Linked DNA regions of Mus musculus: region 1 is linked to region 2. A link is a loop called in an ENCODE intact Hi-C map of the cell type or tissue named here. Cell type or tissue: gastrocnemius. All regions are shown on one strand. Each heading gives the region's core, and the rest is flanking DNA. Links, peaks and the distances in the headings are about the cores only.

Region 1 (9,369 bases), core at 510-8,509, 370 kb before region 2:
AACTGAACGAGGCCAGCAATTAAGGAAATACACAAGTCTCTACAAGGCAAACCAAATCCCTGCCCTGAGACCCAATGGCTGGCTGCTCTACAGATAAGGAACACTAGTCTTCAAGAATCAAGAAGAGGAAAATAAAAACACAAACAAACAAAAACTCAAAGCAAGCATGCAGGTTTCCAGCTAAGAGGCAGCATCACCATGCTATCTGCATCTCTGCAGACCTGAGACAAGTGGGTTTGTCGGGCACCATCTTACTAGAGTGCTCCCACAGTCTCCAGGCAGAGCAAATCTTCTGTCAAAGGCCCAGATCCGGTTAAGGCATTATTCTCAATGGCAATAAACTGAAGCCTGCAGACTGCTTGTCACTAGGACAAAGCCTAGAGGCACAAGCAGGGCCTTCCTACCTCAAGTCCAGAATTAAGGGCATATCTTTATTTAGAAGTCTCCGGTGCCCCCCAGAGACTTGAATCTTTTTCTAGGGAACCAATTCCATATGAAAACTTCAATAAAATGATGCCTGGATTCTCAGCTTTATCAGGGATGTTCCTTCAGATTTGGAAAGACAAGCACTCGCCTTTCCACTGGTAAACTTGCCTTCCCGTTTCTCTGCCTGGTACCTTATTTGAGCAGGCTGTCAGCAATGGCCTTTTCATTGAGTCCACAGGAAGCAGCCTGTGACACAGATTAGATGGGAGGAAAAGAGACAAGCTGCCTACTGACCTCCAATGCTTTCTGGTACACTGCAGCAGGAGCCTCACAGCAAGGGGGCTCCTCTTTCCCACCACCCGGCATACTCAGCTGGCACTCTTGGACAGATGAGCAACTGCCACTGACCACAAGGGCTGGGTTAAACACCAAGTGGGGCTCTGTCTCAGTCCCTCATCCACACACTAACCCTTGTATGAATGTACACTGTCAGCCACCCATCCACTCACTGATGCATGTGCACAGCTGTCTCTTTTGGACCACTGTCCCCTTTGCTGTCCTTTGGTACATTGGCACAGAGGTGCTGCCTCACACCAGCCATGCTTGAGGCTCTGCTGTAGGCCGGGATGCCAGCAGCACAAGGGGAGGGAGGTGTGAGAGCCCCGGCTCCTCCTCGGTAGGTATCCTTTTCAGAAGAAATCTGTCCCCAGTTTCTGAATGGCCCAGAGAGCAAGGTGACACTGGCAGACTGCAAAGCTCACTCTGTTTGGGCTCATGTCTGCTTCAACTTCTAGCCTAGGCACCCCTGGATCAACAACAGCGGCCCCACTCTGATTCCTGAATCTGCTTTATTTCTCTGCATAAGGAACCCTGCACAGGCGAATCAAACTAAAACAAAATAAATATATGAATATTCATGTAAAACTGTCCTTTCTAATGAACAATTATACACAATGTACAATTTCATGTTCACTGGGTGGGCTTACAAAAATGTATCATTCTCAACTAAAAATACACCAAAATGGCTCCATGCAAACTTATCCACAGTGACCAAAAAATACAGAGGAAAACCTGACTGAGCAGTTTCTGCTCTTTGTTTTGTACAATCACAGAAAAATAAAACCATCTAATTTCTTTGTTTCATTTGAAGTAACTAAATGTGGCCACTGTTTGTATCAGCTTATGTTCCTAAAACATCTATGTAGTTACCATAAAAGTATACCAACATCAAATTGGAAGTGAGCATTATTGAGAAAGGTGGGTGACAGCACCCTCATCAGTCAGTAGTCAGTGTCAGAGCCCTCTGCATTGTCCACATTTCTTGAGAGCATGTAGTTGTCCATGTCAATTGAACGGCAGTTGTTGATGGCATATCTCAAGCGCTCAGCCATGACCAGCTGGCTGGAATAGGGGGGCAGCCGCAGCTGGAAGAAGCAGGTCTGTGAGGTAGGCAGACTGTCATAAGGCTGTGGAGAGACAGACCAAGAGCTGTTAACAAGTGCACTGCCATCCCAGGGAGCATGGGGCTACTCATTACCACCCAAGACAGGAGAGAGCCTCTCCCTGACTTCTGGCTGATCTGCAGGAGTCAGAGAGTAGGTCTCAGCACAAAGCACAGAGGACCCACTGTCGCAGCTGGGGACACTTTCAGTTGGGCTTCATCCTCCTTCCCACTTCCTGCAATGGCCTGCAATGGAAAGTGGAGTCCTGACTAGGGCTACTTGGGAGACCAGAACCTGGCAGAGAGAAGAGCATGCTGAGAGCTCCCTGCTGTCCACCAAGGGGCAGGCAGGCCTGAGGTCATGGTGGGGATCCCCACAGAGAGTGAAGTGGAAGGGGCTAGGGTCCTGTCCATGGCACCTCACCCCTTCTCTGCTGCAGTGTGGTCTGAAGCCCCTCGCTGTTGTTCACGGATGGTGGGGAAAAGCAGTGAAGCCCAAGGTGTGCACTTAACTAACCATCATGAGGATGTGTTTACACAGCTGCGTTTTCTTGTTTTGTTTTTCTTTTTGGCTTTTCAAGACAGAGTTTCTCTGTATAGCTTTGGCTGTCCCCTCAAACTCACAGAGATCCACCTTCCTCTGGTCTCCTGCATGCTGGGATTAAAGGTGTATCCCACCACTGCCCGGCTTGGAAAGAGGGTTTTTTAAATTTTAATTAAAAAAAGCCCCGCCCCCTTTAAACACATGGTCTCACTATATAACTCTGGCTAGCTTGGTACTCAGTATGCAGACCAGGCAGACCTTGAACTCACAAAGATGTACCTGCCTCTGCCTCCTAAGTACTGAGAGTATGCCACTATGCTTGGCTTTAAAAAAGAATTTTTAAAGTACACAGCTGAAAATGGCTTCTTTTAGAGGGCAGGTTATATATCTTCTCTGACCCACCCTGCTAACAACCATTTTCCAAACGATTTGCAAGGACAGTAATGATAATTATGATTCTTATTTTTTTAGACAGTGTGATTTGAATATGCTTGGCCCAGGGACTGGCACTACTAGGACATGTGGCCTTCTTAGAGAAAGTGCATCACTGTGGGGGTAGTCAATGAGACCCTCCTCCTAACCATGTGGTAGCCAGTGTTCTGCTAGCAGATATCTTCAGATGAAGATGTAGAACTCTCAGCTTCATCTGCACCAAGCCTGCCTGGAAGCTGCCATGCTCCTGCCTTGATGATGATGGACTGAACCTTTAAACCTGTGAGCCAGCCCCAGTTAAAAGGTGTCCTTATAAGAGTTGCCTTGGTCATGGTGTCTGCTCACAGAAGTAAAACCCAAGCTAAGACAGACAGGGTCTGTTATGTAGCTCAGGCTGGCCCTAACTTGAACTCCTTCCTTAGGTGCTAGGATCACAGTGTGTACCACTGCTGGCTACACAGTATTTAATAGTAAATGTCTCTCCTTGCAGTGCTGGGTTGTGAGTGCCAGGGAAGCACTTCCTACTGGCTACATCCTGACCCCACCCTTCCTCCCTAGCTCTTTTTGAATCTGTGCTCTTCCTCAGAGCACCCTGACAACTGGGCTGCATTCCAGTGGTGGGATCTGCATCCTCCATGTATGAGAGGCTCATCAGCCTCCATATGAGAGCCACTGATGCCAGAGATATGGGCAGAAAAGCTGAGGACATCAAGGAAGGGAAGGACATCAGATGGCTCAGACACTTAAATGTGGGTACTAAAGAAGTGACCCAAGAGCCATAGAGGAACACCCCCAGTAGTCAGTTTACTGAGGCAGGGGATTAGTAGCAGTAACTCCTGGGGTGACTGGGCAGCCTAGGACACAGTCAAGGCAAGGATCATTCCGAGGACTAACCAGAAGGAAACTATTACCCCCTTCCCACTTCACTGTGCAACAACAAAACAGATTGGCCGCTTATAGTCTCTGGCTAGTCATGCAGCAAATGTATGGAAAGGCTCTTTTCACAGCATCCCAGAGCACAGCAGTCCCAGTGAACCACGGCCCTAGCCAGGAGCAGGGCTCCAGCTGGAGGCTGCAGGAGGCAAAGTTCTGTCGACAGGAGCAGTTCTCAGCCTGTGAGTCTGGACCCCTTTTAGACCTTTTTATAGGGGTAGTTTATCAAATATTCTGCATATCAGATATTTACATTATGATTCATAATGGTAGCAAAATACAGTTATGAAGTAGTCAAATAATTTTATGGTTGGGGGTCACAATATGAAGAACTGTATTAAAGGGTCGCAGCATTAGGAGGGTTGAGAATCACTGGTTTACAGCAACCTCCAGGAGCAGCAAGAGAGTGAAGAACACAGGGCACTGAAATTGAAGAAAGTGCTGGGTGTAGCATCTTATTTTCCTTACCATTTCCTTATCAAACACCACGCACCTGCTAGAGGGTGCCCACACACAGGAAGGGGAGGGGCTACTGCTGAGTAAAGAGGAGGAGAGAGATACTGTAAGTGTTGGGCCAGAGAGCAGAGGCCCAGAGGAAATCAGGCAGAAAGCACAGGAAAGAATCCCAGAGCTTCCTGTAAGGGAGATCACGGGCACTGTCCTTAAAGGGCAGTGCTTGCTAGGCCCAGATGGAAAGGGCACGAAGGAAAACTCACTATGGAAGGGCTCCAAAGCAAAAGAACACGGTATGCTGGAGAGACAGGCAGAAGCCTGATTGTGGAGAGGGCTAGCAGCATCTACCCGGGGTCTGTCCAGGATCCCTGAAAGATCTAGACGGAAAGAGGCACAGCTGGTAGAGTACTTAGGAAGAATGGCTCTGGACTGCAATGTGTGCTTCAGATTCTAAGCTTGTTTATTCTTGAGGCTCTGCAGCTAAGGCCTCCACCCTCTGCACCCCTCCTGTGGTAGCATATACCTGCTGCCTACATCTCCAGGTTCCTGCACACCAGGTGTGCACCAAACAAGACTGGACCCTGGCACACGAGCACACATGGAAAAGGCCCAGGGCCTGAGAGTCGGGGGAAGCATGAGGATCCCCTGCCCACTGAGACCTAACCAAGGCCAGGGTTGCTGTGGCAACACGCACTCCACATCCACTAGGCTCTTTTCTCCCCACACCTAAGTGAACGTAAATTTTTATGCTTGATGTTTTTAGATTTGGATAATCTAAATGCTAGAGCCTGAATGGGCAGACCTTCTGGGGGGGTTACATTTTGGTTTCCCTAGCAGGCAAGGAACAGAGAAGGGGTTGGGGGGAGAAGAAGTAAATTTTAACCAAGGAAGGAGAACTGCCTACTTACCCTATCGACCTTCATGATTTGAAACCTCTGGGAAATGTCAGCGGTGTTGGCTGGCAGTCGGGAGCGCCCAGACACGAAGCGCATGAAGAGCACCCGCTCCTCATTGGAGAACTCTTCCAGTGTGCGCCAGAGCCACTGCACCAGCTGGTGCTGCTCGTCCACCTCACGGTATCGCACCACCTTCTTCAGGACATCCACACAGATCTCAGGCATCCCACACACCATCTGTTCCAGCTGTTTGGCCGTGAGGAGGGACAGCAATGGTACAGGGACAATCCAGGACATCCCTTCTCGAACTGCAGCCACCTGTATCCATTAAAGGTTGTTCATTTTAACACACATTTGGTGTAGTAGACAGACACTCATCATGACACAGGTTGTCTGTTCCAGGCCCGAGGTCTGCAGCCAGGGCCACCCTTGTGTGAGTTCCACTGCTCTGGGACTCTCACACTCTTAGTCTCAAGTCAGTCAGCACCAGAGCCTTTCTTCTCTCCACAGAGTTTTAGTGCCTGGGTCCCTTCAGTGGCCACCCCGCCATGTTTCTAGTCACATGTAGCTGTGTGCTGTTAAAAGTGTGCTGTGGTGTCTCCATGACTCAAAATCACCCTGCTTCTCTTCTCAGAGCACAGGGGAGCTAAGGAGCTGAGAATGGAGGAAGAAGCTCCAGCCTCTGCCTCTGGGGGGCAGGAGGGCGGCCCTAGCTCACACACTTCTCTTTAGGGCAGCTTAAAACCACCCCTGATAAAGCAAACCACACGCCTCAGAACAGAAGCAACAGCGAGGAAAGGCCCTGGGGTTGTACCTGGTGCTCTGGTGACTGCCTGGGCTGAGGGACTGCCCATAGAACCCCTAAGGGACTAAGGGACTATCCATGCTACAGATTGTCAAAGCCAACCCACCAAGGCCAGAAAAATAGAAAACAAAAACTGACTGGATACAGTATGATGCTAAGGGGTGAGGCTGGCTGCTTTGAGGTAGCAAGGAAATGACTGGGGACAGTTACAGGAAGAACACTCATACTACAAGATGAGGTGGAAGTGAAAACAAAGGGACAATTCACCGAGAGAGGAACAAGGAGAGTGGACAAAGCTCAGAGGAATGGTCAGCAGAACCAGCCTGCAGTGAAGCCTGGCTCTGGCTCTTGGGTCTGTGGTAGGGCCATTCTTATTTTCTCTAGGTTCTGTGGTAATGGTTGACAATGCCTTTATTTCCCAGAGCACCCTCCACCCCCCAAAATAACTGTACACAGTGAGGCCCGGCACTTGGCAGGACCACTGCACTTTGAAGATTTTCAATGTTCATCAAAGTTCAGTGATAGAACATTTGTTTTGCATGGCACAATCTTAGTCCTCAGTCTCTGTCTCTGTTTCTCTCTCTCTCTCCCTGCCCCCTCTCTCTCCCTGCCCCCCTCTCTCTCCCTGTCCCTCTCTCTCTCCCTGCCCCTCTCTCTCTCCCTGTCCCTCTCTCTCTCCCTGCCCCTCTCTCTCTCCCTGTCCCTCTCTCTCTCCCTGTCCCTCTCTCTCTCCCTGCCCCCCTCTCTCTCCCTGCCCCTCTCTCTCTCCCTGTCCCTCTCTCTCTCCCTGCCCCTCTCTCTCTCCCTGTCCCTCTCTCTCTCCCTGCCCCTCTCTCTCTCCCTGTCCCTCTCTCTCTCCCTGTCCCTCTCTCTCTCCCTGTCCCTCTCTCTCTCCCTGCCCCCCTCTCTCTCCTGCCCCTCTCTCTCTCTCCCTGCCCCCCCTCTCTCTCCCTGCCCCTCTCTCTCTCCCTGTCCCTCTCTCTCTCCCTGCTCCCCTCTCTCTCTCTGTCCCTCTCTCTCTCCCTGTCCCTCTCTCTCCCTGTCCCTCTCTCTCTCCCTGTCCGTCAATCTCTCCCTGCCCCCCCACCCCTCCTCACTCTATCATGAACTGGAGACAAACCCTGGATCCTGTTCCTGTAAACACTGTCACAAAGAAAACAGTTTAAGAACTGAACTGGTCCCAAAGCTAAACTCAAAGAAGGACCCAGGAGTGAGGGATATGGAACTTGAAATAACTGAACTTAGATATCCTCAGAGCCTGGATCCAGAGCTAAAAAGGACCCAATATAACCTAAAAATAAAATACTGAAACTGTTAATGATTTTATGGAAAGAACCAACTTTAGACACATCAATTCCTAGGGTCATTTATTCCTACCCCTTTGTTAATCCAATGCTTATTCATGCTTCAGCACAGACCAAGGAGAACACAAACAAAAAAGAAGATACTCCTCACGTGCAGCCTTCAAGCTGACTGAAGACACAAGACCTGAATGTCTTTAGGCCACCACATGCACAATGATATGAGACAAGGGGAGTGATTTCAGAGTAAGGCAGGACTGTGAAGGAGGTACACTCCTGGCTGTGGCTTGAGGGTCTGCATCAGGAGCAGGAAAGAGGCTCTCGTTAGGCTGTAAGACCGTGTTTAAGGGTAAGTGACCCAGCTGGAGTGGGCACTGTGTGGGGAGCAGTTAAGAGATGCAGGCCAGGGCTGGATAGATGGCTCAGCCGTTAAAGGATAGGCTCACAACCAAAAATGTAAGAGATGCAGGCCAGATAGGTATGTGAGGAGGAGGAAGGAGACGGCCTTCTACAACAACGTCAATTTGGAGCTGACTTAAGGATGTAGATATAGTAAGACATGGCCTAGGAAGTCTCTAATAAGGTCTGAAATAGAGATATAAGCGAATCTATGCATGGATGGCGAATAATGCCAGATCTGGCATAAATAAGTGAGCTCTTGTCTGGACAAATGAAAGCATTCTAGACCACTTCCTGCACCATGATAGTTCATCTTACCTGCCGGTCCATCTCATGAAGTCGATACTCAATGGCCCTCTCTACGTACTCCTTCCTATTGGAAAACGTGAGTGGGATACTATTTCCTCCAGGGATTATGGGGACCATTTTACCATCAGCACTCTGGCCGACAAAAGAATCAAGAGGAATCATCTAAGGAAAGAAAGATAAGATATTTTATTACACAGTAAAGAGGATAACAAAAAGCATGACTCATACACAGACCAATAATGAAGTCAAGGCTTTAGTTCTATAAACAAGGCAGGCCAGTCACGTCTGTCTGACTGCTCAAGACTATGCTGACCCATCTGCTATAGGTAAAAAGAGCCACATCTTTGTCCCAAACCAGGTCTGTTGTGTTCTGGCTACCTAGGCCTCCCTCTCCACTTGGTGCCCGTGGTTGTCCACATGACGGGCAGAAAAGTTGTTAAGGTACAAGAAGGTACAAGAAGCAGGAGTTGGGAGTTGGAGCCAGCTCCACATATTAGCAGCTCCCTGGACCACTAAAACTGAGGTACCAGGGCAGCTTGGCCTAGATATGCTAAAGTCAGACCGACAGAAAGAGGTAGACAACATCTGACTTTACATAGAAAACTTCTGATTGGAGAACACAGTAAGTCAGGAGTTACAGAAGCCCAGCTGTGCCAGGCTTACCTCATGGAAACTCTCTTCAGTAATGCCACTGTCTTCAATGTGAAGGATGCTGTTAAGGGTCTGCACATAAAGCAGATCCACTTCCTCCAGGTCCTCCAGGGTAAGTGGGACACAGCACAGCTGTTTCCACACCAGAGGGGCCAGGTGAAGGTCCAGAGGCTTCTTTGTACGAATGGCAACCCCCATTAAAATTCCTAAGAACTTAAACTGCATTAAATGTTCATCAAGGCAGGCAGAGGGATTAAAAAGGAACCTATGAAAGAAAAGTAAATCTTTCAGCTAAAGATTCCTCCCATTAGAAACAATTTCCCACCGCGAAAGCATTAGAGTAGACCTGTGCCGTTGAATCCAGCAGTCATTAAGTACATTCGCCTATGTAATTAAAGTCTAACACCTCGATGCCCCTTTTTTGGTTTCGTGGGCTGGAACTGTAAGCATGTACTGTCAGACCAAGCTCAAGTTCAGCTCATTAGTTACTCTAATTACACCTGAGTGCTCACCAAGCTACACATGACTAATGTGCTGGGCAGCACAGGGACAACATTCTGAATCAACCTGTGCCACCCCCATATGTATGTGTTTATACGTGTAAGACAGAGATCGAGAGCATGTGCATATGTGTTAGAATGAGCATGTGTGCTTGTGTGTGAGAGAGAAAACACGCATGCATGTGTGTGCTTATGTATGTGGTAGGTTTACGAATATGTAAAGGGGAGAGGAGGATGGTGAATATCTCTCTACTGCTCTCCGCCTTATATTTCTGAGAC
Region 2 (9,369 bases), core at 408-8,407:
ACCGTGTGTAACTCCAATTTCAGAGAATCTTTATGGCCTTTATGGCCTCCACAGGTACCAGGCATACATGTGGTGTACAGACATACATGTACTTAAAATTTTTAAAATATATATGCATTTTTAAAGTGCTTCCAAATTTCCAAGGTACCTAGCCTCTTGCCCTGTTCCATTTTTGTTCCTTGGGCTGCCATAAACATGGTCCTGAGTCTCTCTCACCCACAGACAGCATACCTCCAAACTCTGAGTTAACTTCTTAAAAATCCCCTCAACAGAATGCTAAGTGTCACACCCCAGCCTTCTGCCAAAATGGGGTTGGCACCCAGCACTCTGTGACTTAGTGTTTCATAACAAACTAATCCTTGCCCTTAGTGAAATAAACAGTAAACATTTGGTCTCTAGCACGGCCCTTCCCTTCCAGGTCTTCTATGAGACTCTTATCTACCTAACACAGTGGCCGTGGGTGGAAGATGGCTTCCACGGTGGTTCACGAAGGTCGAAAATTAGTGTATGGTGATTGTAGTAGACAGTGGGGTAGCCTCCTCTACCTGTGAAAGTCTCCACAGGTATGCTTGAGTTTTCTCTGGCTGTAGTGGCCAGATTCTGGCAGAGAGAGCAATCCAAAAGACCAAGACAGAAGCAGCAATACCTATTCTAATCTGCACTCAGAAGTCACACTATGTCCCTCTGCCATTTCTTTGGGTCTGCCCACCAGCTGTAACTGGAAGAGACTGTACAAGTGCACAAAGGCCAGGTGATGAGGACATTAGGCTCTGCTGCAAGCCGCCTACCATACCCTTTCACACTCCAAAGGTATACTCTTCTCCCTATCAGGCTGAGCTAAGAAAAAAAGAAAGCTCAGAACATCTAGATTAATTCAGTAAAAACAAAACAAACAAGTACCTCACAGTACTTCTTTTGGGGGGAAGTTTGAACCCGGGTACTTGGCCTTGCAGAGCACAACACTCTCACTGTGCTAGATCCTCCGCTCTTCTTGAGGAGACTCCTTTAAAACTGTGACTATGAAGCTGGAGAGATGGATGGTTGTTGAGTGGCTAAGAGCACCCACCTACACTGCTCTTCCAAACGACCTAGGTTCGATCCCAGCACCTACATGGCAACTAACAACTGTAATTCTAGTTCCAGGGGATTTGATCCCTTCTTCTGAACTCCTCAGGCAAGCATGTGGTACACATATATACATGCAGGCAAAACAATCATACACATAAAATAAACTAGTTAAAACTAGATAAGTCATCTGACCCTCAACTCTAAATGCATGGGTCCAGCATTCTCCCAAAGGGAAAGCAGGCCTCACCTTTCCATTCTTAGACCTCACTCTACACAATAATCAGAGAACACAGCTATGGAGATGCCTGTTAAAAGTTCACGTTTACATTAGAATTTATAATTCAGTAAAAACCTAAGGTGAGCCATTAAAAGAATCGTGTCATATTTATTTTAGAATGGTTTAAATCAAATACATTTGGGCACAGTAGATATTTGACATGAAAAGCAGTTGTATCAGAATGGTCATCAGAAAAATAGTAACATTTTACACATAATAACTAGAAAATATTTTCTGTCTGATCACTTGAGTTAGAAATCCTGAGAATGTTACTCATTGAACAATTAGAATCTACCTCATAACTGAAATTTGCTCAGAAAGAATCCTCTTAAAAGATGCTCTGAAGGCCAGGCAGTGGTGGTGTACACCTTTAATCCCAGCATTTGGGAGACAGAGCCAGGTGGATCTCTGAGTTCAAGGCCAGCCTGGTCAACAGAACAAGTTCCAGGACAGCCAGGGCCACACAGAGAAACCTTGTCTCGAAAAAACAAAAAACAAAAAAAGCTCTGAGGTACAAATCACCTATCTAGTCAACATGTGTCCTCTACATCTTACAAAGGATTGAAACTAGCAGATCCAACACTTCTAAGCCACTGGCTCTTAGGGAGGGGTCAGTCCGGCTCGAGGACGCACTGTTCCACGATTTCCCGAAGGTTGGGGTTCTCCATTGCAGCTGCCACTCGCTCTTTGTCATTTATCTGCTTGTTGACTGCAAAACACAAGGACAAAAGTTAACAGAACTGTGCTGACAGAGAGGTCAGTCAGCAGCATTTTTCCAGCCTGCTAAAGCAAAGCATTTAACTCCTTGAGAACTTACAGCTAACTCATCATACAGTTTATTAAGATTTTTTTCCCTTGGGCATACACACACACACACACACACACACACACACATGCACTGCTCACAAGTGTATATGGAGGCCAGAATAGGGCACTGGATCCCCTGGGGCTGAAGCTCTGAGTGATTGTGAGCTGCCTGATGTGGGTCCTGGACACTGAACCCCAGTCCTTGGGAAGAACAGCAAGTGCTTTTAACTAATCCATCCTAATGCAATGACTAAGGTCCTGAAAGCCGTCTCAAGAGAAAAATACTCTCTCGCGCTCCACTCTACAACCAACTGCAATTTTGATTTCTTTCTGGGCATCATCAATACACACATTTCTATACAGTTACATTCAGAGTGACATTCAAAACTGCTGCTTTTCCCATTTAGCCCTGTTTGTTTAACTATAGTGCTGGTTACATGGCAAAAATTCTAAATGTCTGGCCAGGCATAGTGGTGCCTGCCTTTACCCAGCACTCAGGGGTCAAAGGCAGACAGAACTCTATGAGTTCTAGGCCAGCCTGGTGTACACAGTGAGACCAAGTTCATAAACAAATAAACAAACAAACCAAATAAATAAAATGGACTGGGAATATAGCTCAGTGGAACAGCTCTTGCCTTGCACATTTGAAGCCCTGGGTTCAATCCCTAGCTTTATACGAAGTAAATAAAATAAATAAAGTGAGGGCTGAAAAGGTGGCTCAGAAGTTAAGAGCACTGGCCGCTTTTCCAGGAGACCTGGCTGTGATTCCCAAAACCTACATGGCAGCTAATAACCCCAGTTCCAGGGAATCTGATGTCCTCCTCTGGCCTCTAAGGGCACTGGAGGCATGAATGCAGACATGCATGCAAGCAAAACACACACAGTAAGTAAATAAATAAAGTGAGAGATAAAATTCCTCAGCTTAGGAGGTTTGGAGCATTTATCCCCCAGAGAACTATAAAAACTAGGGCATGATTTTCATTGTTCTCCCACAGTACCTAACAGGCTTCTAGGACAGGCTGGCAGGCTGCCCCTCTGGACCGGCGAGTGTCCTCCCTCGCCTCTCCACTTACAGCTTGCTCTCAGGGCTTACTGTCTTCTCTCACCTCACCCATTACCTCCCGTTCTCTCCTCCTCTGCTCTTCTCTACCTTTTCAATCTATTTAGTGATGCTAACACACGAGCACTTTTACTATTTATTTGAGACAAAGGCTCACTGTGCAATCGTGACTGGTCTGGAAGTCACTCTGCAGACCAGGCTGGCTTCAAATTCAGACCTGCCAGTCCCTGCCTCCTGAGTGCTGGTACTGAAGGCGTGTGCCATCGAGCCTGGCAGGAAGCAAGCACTTCCAGTGTTTTTCTCTTCCCTTGTTTCCCATCATTTGTACAAAATTCTGTTTTCCATGTACCACATAATTAATGAGGAAACATTTTGTCATTTGCTGTTTTATAATCCCACATCTTCAATTTTCAAATGACTATTGGTTGTATTCTCTCTACAGAGGAGGGGTCACCCCCACTCCTGTGCTACCACATTGACCCAGACCACCCCCCATTACCACCCCCACCCCCGAAGATTCCCTAACACATGACTTTCGAGATTCTTGGTTTCAACTTTGCACACAGCTAAGGGGCTGTTAGAGAAGAACCAAGGCTTCCTAGCTCAACGTCTCTGGAGCTGGACATGTTTATGGATCTGTATGTAGCCTGCCATCAGAACCAGTTTACAAAATGACTTCCTTTAAATGCCTGGGCTTCCCAACCTGTGAAGGAAGAGCATAACTGTGGTGTCCCCTCTTTTTTGCAGGGCACCCCAGTATATCAGCTGGGCTAGTTGGCTGACAACCTAGTACCCAAGACAAAAGTATTAGCTGAAGCCATCTTCACTTACTGTCTTCTTCTGTCGAGTGAGTTCCTTCAGAAATGTAGATTTCCAACTGGAGAGAAGAGAGACAGAAGCAAAACATCAGCAGCATCCAGAGGTGTGGAGGGCAGACCCAGGATGGGGAACCGGGGTGGGGAACATCAGAGACCTAACAGGATGGAACTGAAGCATTTCCACCAACTGACCTGCAGGGGGCGTGCCCTTGGATTTCTGTATGAATCATACAGATCTCACGTGATCTCTGCCCTACCCTCACCCTCTTCTCAAATCATTATTTGATCTGCCTTCTGTCCCATCTCCCTGGGGCACCACACCAGCAACCTAGTGTGTCCTTTCTTCTTCCTCACTTCTACACACACAAACACATTTTTTCTCTTATGCATATTTTATACACAAACACACACGAAGTTACTGCTTGACAAAAATGAGACAAATATATAGGTTCTTGCCTACGAGAGCATCCCCCTTTTCCTGTTATCTGCCTTAGTTTATTCCCAGGTGTAACACCAGTAAAGCCGTCTTGTCTAGCCCTGTTAACTCCACAAATTAGTCAACTCCTAAGTACAAGAGCTTTTGATACAACCACAAAACTGCTGCAAATCCTGTGGCTGAGGCTGAGGCCAAAGCCAGCCTGTGCAGAGGGCAGCACAGAGTCGGCCCAGAGATCAAGAGTTTTCAAGAGGAAAACAGAACAATTATAGCTAATAGGGACCTTAGAGACCGTCTAGTTCAACTCAGAGTCTCTGTCTCTGTCTCTGTCTCTGTCTCTGTCTCTGTCTCTCTCTCTCTCTCTCTGTGTACCTACCTGTCTGTCTGCCTGTCTGTCTGTCTCTCTCTCAGCTTTTCAAGTCAAGGTTTCTCTGTGTAACAGCCCTGGGCACCCTGGAACTTACTTTGTAGACCAGGCCAGCCTCAAACTCAGAGATCCAAGTGCTGGGATCAAAGATGTGCACACCACGCCCCACTTAGTTCAGTTTCTTTTAAAACCACAAAACTCGGCTGGTGAGACGGCTCAGTACGTAGAAGTGCTTGCCATACAAGCCTGGTGACTGAATTCAATACCACAGTGGACAGAGAAAATGGACTCCAAACATGTTCCATGGCAAACACACTACTCTCACTCATACAAAGACACAATTAAAAAGACCACTATCCCGATTCCTCCACTAGCACAAAACTCCATGAAAAACAAATGCTTAACTCTGGTGAGAATTTACAGGACTCACTACTGACTCACTATTCTGAAATAGCCACAGGCTGGACACAATGGCAGAAGCCTTGTAATCTTAGCACTTGGGAGGCAGCAGCAGGTGTCTCTGTGAGTTCGAGGCCAGCCTGATCTACTCAGAGAATTCTAGAACAGCTAGAGCTGCAGTAAGACCCTTTCTCGGGAGAAAAAAAAAAAAAGAGGCCAACAAGCAGAGATAAAGACTCAAGCATTTACTCCCCTGCTCCTATGTGAATTAATAATATACCTCAGTATAACCAAATAGTTAATAGTATGGCTGCTGTGATGGGACAAACTAAAACTATAGCTTCTTCATGCTATGTAGGAAAAACATATTTGTTCTGTTTTCTTACCAAAAATGAATAACAATCTAATCATGAATCATCTGAAAACCCAATTTGAGACAGAATCTATAAAATATCTACACTCTTCACAAGTGTCAAGATCTCTAGGTGTGCTGACAGATGCTAATAATGCCAGTGCCAGCACTTGGAAAGCTAAGGCAGGAGAATAGCCTCAAACTCAAGGCCAGCCTGGGCTACATAATGAGATCCTGTCTCAACAACAACAAATCAAAATCATGAAAGATAAGAGCAAGGAACTACTCCTGCCTAAATGAAGTAACTACTGAGAACCATTACTGGGGGAAGGCAGGAAGGGGAGGGAACACTACCACCATAAAGGGTATTACTGGAAACAATAATATATATATTATTTATTTATATATGATTATTATATACAATTTATTATACATATAATTTATTTAATGTGTATAAATGTTTTACCTGCATGTATGTATGTGTACCATGTATGTGCCAATTGAAGTCAAAAGAAGAACTAAAGTTATAGATGATTGGGAGCCACCATGTGGACGCTGGGAATTGAACTCAGGTCCTCTGCAAGAGCAACCACACTTAACCACTGAGCCATCTCCTCAGCCCCAAAACTCCATTTTAACAAAAAGTGGGAACAACTCAAATGTCTAAAAACTGGTAAGAAAGCAAAATTAAACAAGGTCTCTCCATTTAATTGGATATTATTATATGACACTACCTAAGAATAAAACACACACTTTAAAACATCAACACTAAAAACATAGTAAGTCAAGGAATCCACACACTGTCTAATTTCATTAAAATGAAATATCCCAAATTATGGAGACTGGAAATAGATGGTTGTTCTGTACAGAGAAGCAGAGAAGAGCATGCTGTAAGCACAGAGAGACTACTTATTAGCAAATCAGGGCTGCCCCCTCCTTCCCTCTCTCTCTCTCTCTCTCTCTCTCTCTCTCTCCCTCTCTCTCTCTCTCTCTCTCTCTCCATTTTTGATACAGGATCTGGCTGTGTAGCCCAGGCTACCATCCTCTCTTAACCTCCCAAGTGGTGGCGTTACTCATGTCTTACCGTACTTGACTGCATGCAGGATGCAGGGGATGCAAGTGTTCAACAGTGATTCAGAGATGGCTGCAGAACCCTGCAGGAGTTATCAGAGACTACTCAGCTATCTACTTCAGGTGGCTTATATGATGTGTGAATTACACCTTAATAGGTGTCACAAGTCAAGCTGGAGCAGGGACGGGGCTCTGCGGCAGGTATGTGAGGCTCACGTGAGGCCCTGGGTGTGAGGCGGAAGCAAGCTTCTTACCTTGTGTTTGAACGGCAGACACCGCTGAAGCTTTACTCTTAGGCACAGCCCTATGATGGGGGAAAAATCTTCATTATCTTTGTATCCCTTCTTACTGGCTCTAGAAAAACCATAAAGTTCAAACTGCATCCACCCAGTGTGGGTCTCCTGTGACCTTGGCACCATGAGGAAATAGAGTTTCATGCCTGCCCCAGTAAATCCAGGGAACTGGGTCATTCTATACATGGTGAACCAAGGTCACAGTGTAAGGTGACTGTTGGTGGTAGTACCACAGCAGAGCTGGCACTGACCAGAACAAAGGAGCACCACAAAGGCCAGGCCTTTTCTGCTGGGCCAGCTGGCACTCAGGCATAATGGACGGACCCTTAAGCTTTACAAAATACCAGAAGACAGGCATGGTGGCGCACACCTTTAATCCAAGCACTCTGAGGCAGAGGCCAGCGGATCTCTATGAGTTTGAGGCCAGCTTGGTCTAGGACAGCCAGAGCTACAAAAGGAAACCCTGTCTTTAACCCTACCCCCCAAAATAAGCCACTGGTAAGCCAAGCCAGGCAAAAAATTAAAACAAAGTATATTTAAAACCACTTATTTAACTGCCGTCGGGATGACTTAGCAGGTCTCTGTTGGCACATGGTACCCAGACATACATGCAGATAAAACAACCCATACACAAAAAACTTAATTAAAAATGTAAGAAGCATTCATACAGACACACATTTACCAATAAAAACTAGAATTCCCATGCACCCATGTACACACACATGCACACACACACACACACAACCCTTACCAATAAGAGTTGCCAAAGAGCAATGAGGTACTGTTGGTGTGAACTTGATAATAACCAAATAGTCATCTTCATTTATTTCTTGAACTTCCACACAACTCTCTGTGACCACTTCCAGTTCTTCTAAAGTATTGGGCTTTTCTGGGTCCCGGATAGTTCGAATCAAATCTAGAAGCATCAGAGACAAGGTATTAAATTAAAATGTGAATATTCTAAGTGAGGATGAGGATTCTTATCTCAATTGAAGCACGGACTAGTTTCAAATGTGTATGTTTTGCCTCCATACATATCTGTGTATTCTGTGTATGTAGTGCCCACAGAAGCCAGACCAGGGCCTCAAGATCCCTGGAATGACAGCTGTGAGTGGCCATGTGCATAAGAAACTGAACACAGGTCCTCTGCAAGAACAGCCAATGCGGAGCCATCTCTTCAGGCCCAACCACCCCGCCCTAACTTTCTTTTTTCTTTTTTTTTCTTTTGTTTTTTCGAGACAGGGTTTCTCTGTATAGCCCTGGCTGTCCTGGAACTCACTCTGTAGACCAGGCTAGCCTCAAACTCAGAAATCTGCCTGCCTCTGCCTCCCGAGCGCTGAGATTAAAGGCGTGCGCCACCACTACCCGTCCTCCTAATTTTCTTTTAATCAAATATTTCAGCAACTCCCAAGTATCTGACAGAAATTTCTACTAATAGAAAACAATTTTCTTAGATCATTATTCGTCCATATCCAAGTCTTAATTCAAAACCATGGGAACTGTGAATGGGGAGAATGTGAAGGGAGCCCTAGAGGAGTCTTGGTTGGAGAGAAGGTGGGATTAAGCCTTTGAAAATGAACAGCATCCCCTTAAGACAGAAGGAAAGAACCATCAGGGGCTTCCTTGGCTTGTTTCCAGCAAAGGAAAGAGCAGAGAAGAAGGGTGGGGCCCAACCACCAGGGTATTTCACAACTAGCCACAGGCAATAGGGATTCCTCAGGAGATTTAGAATAAGGAAGTAGGAAGGGCAGTGGGGTACAGTCAACTGCTAATTTACTCACACTAGCTGCAAGAACCAGAACCAAAGAGAAGAGCTAGAGACGGCCACTGAGAAGCTCGGCTTAAAATCAGCAGATGACAACAGGGACAGAGACAGGACAAGCAACTAAGTTCCTTGTTTCACAGGAACTAACATGTGGCAACTCTCTGCATCCAGAAGACAAGCATACAGAGAGGAGGGAGAGGACTCAGATTTATTTATTTATTTATTTATTTATTTATTTGGTTTTTTTGAGACAGGGTTTCTCTGTGTAGTCCTGGCTGTAACTAAGTTCCTTGTTTCACAGGAACTAACATGTGGCAACTCTCTGCATCCAGAAGACAAGCATACAGAGAGGAGGGAGAGGACTCAGATTTATTTATTTATTTATTTATTTATTTATTTATTTGGTTTTTTTGAGACAGGGTTTCTCTGTGTAGTCCTGGCTGTCCTGGAACTCACTCTGTAGACCAGGCTGACCTAGAACTCAGAAATCCACCTGCCTCTGCCTCCCAAGTGCTGGGATTAAAGGCGTGGGCCACCACCGCCCGGCTGATGACTCAGATTTTAAGCTCAAGTATTTGGAAGAACAGTATTAAGATTAAAAGGGGGTGGGGATAGAGGCTGGCTGGGGAAGACACCGTGCTTTAGCCAAGCCTGAA

The links. Hi-C counts contacts between places; a loop is a spot of excess contacts. Peaks named below come from ENCODE experiments on the same cell type or tissue, not always from the same donor. Only the 100,000 strongest peaks of a DNase experiment are listed, where the experiment ranks them.
Region 1: a loop joins it to region 2, with 2.5 times the contacts of the local background. A loop is called at or near these places in 3 of 42 quality-filtered maps.

The regions. Positions count from the first base shown.
Region 1 is chr9:66,500,662-66,510,030 of GRCm38, reverse strand. Herc1 (HECT and RLD domain containing E3 ubiquitin protein ligase family member 1) reads right to left here. Exons shown (of 78, transcript NM_145617.3): 75 at 8,603-8,855; 76 at 7,949-8,101; 77 at 5,138-5,443; 78 at 1,256-1,892. The coding sequence ends at 1,707. It overlaps Fbxl22 (F-box and leucine-rich repeat protein 22), which reads left to right. Exons shown (of 2, transcript NM_175206.4): 2 at 1-1,572. Among named protein-coding and RNA genes, the nearest start is that of Fbxl22, 9.2 kb to the left of the region's middle. In gastrocnemius, for the core only: no CTCF peak of the experiment used is centred there; DNase peaks (open chromatin) are centred at 876, 2,165, 3,445 and 3,871; H3K27ac peaks cover 2,567 bases.
Region 2 is chr9:66,131,022-66,140,390 of GRCm38, reverse strand. It overlaps Ciao2a (cytosolic iron-sulfur assembly component 2A), which reads right to left. Exons shown (of 5, transcript NM_026635.3): 2 at 7,700-7,864; 3 at 6,910-6,959; 4 at 4,044-4,089; 5 at 1,423-2,054. The coding sequence ends at 1,957. Among named protein-coding and RNA genes, the nearest start is that of Ciao2a, 9.1 kb to the right of the region's middle. In gastrocnemius, for the core only: a CTCF peak has its summit at 4,233 (motif pointing right); no DNase peak of the experiment used is centred there.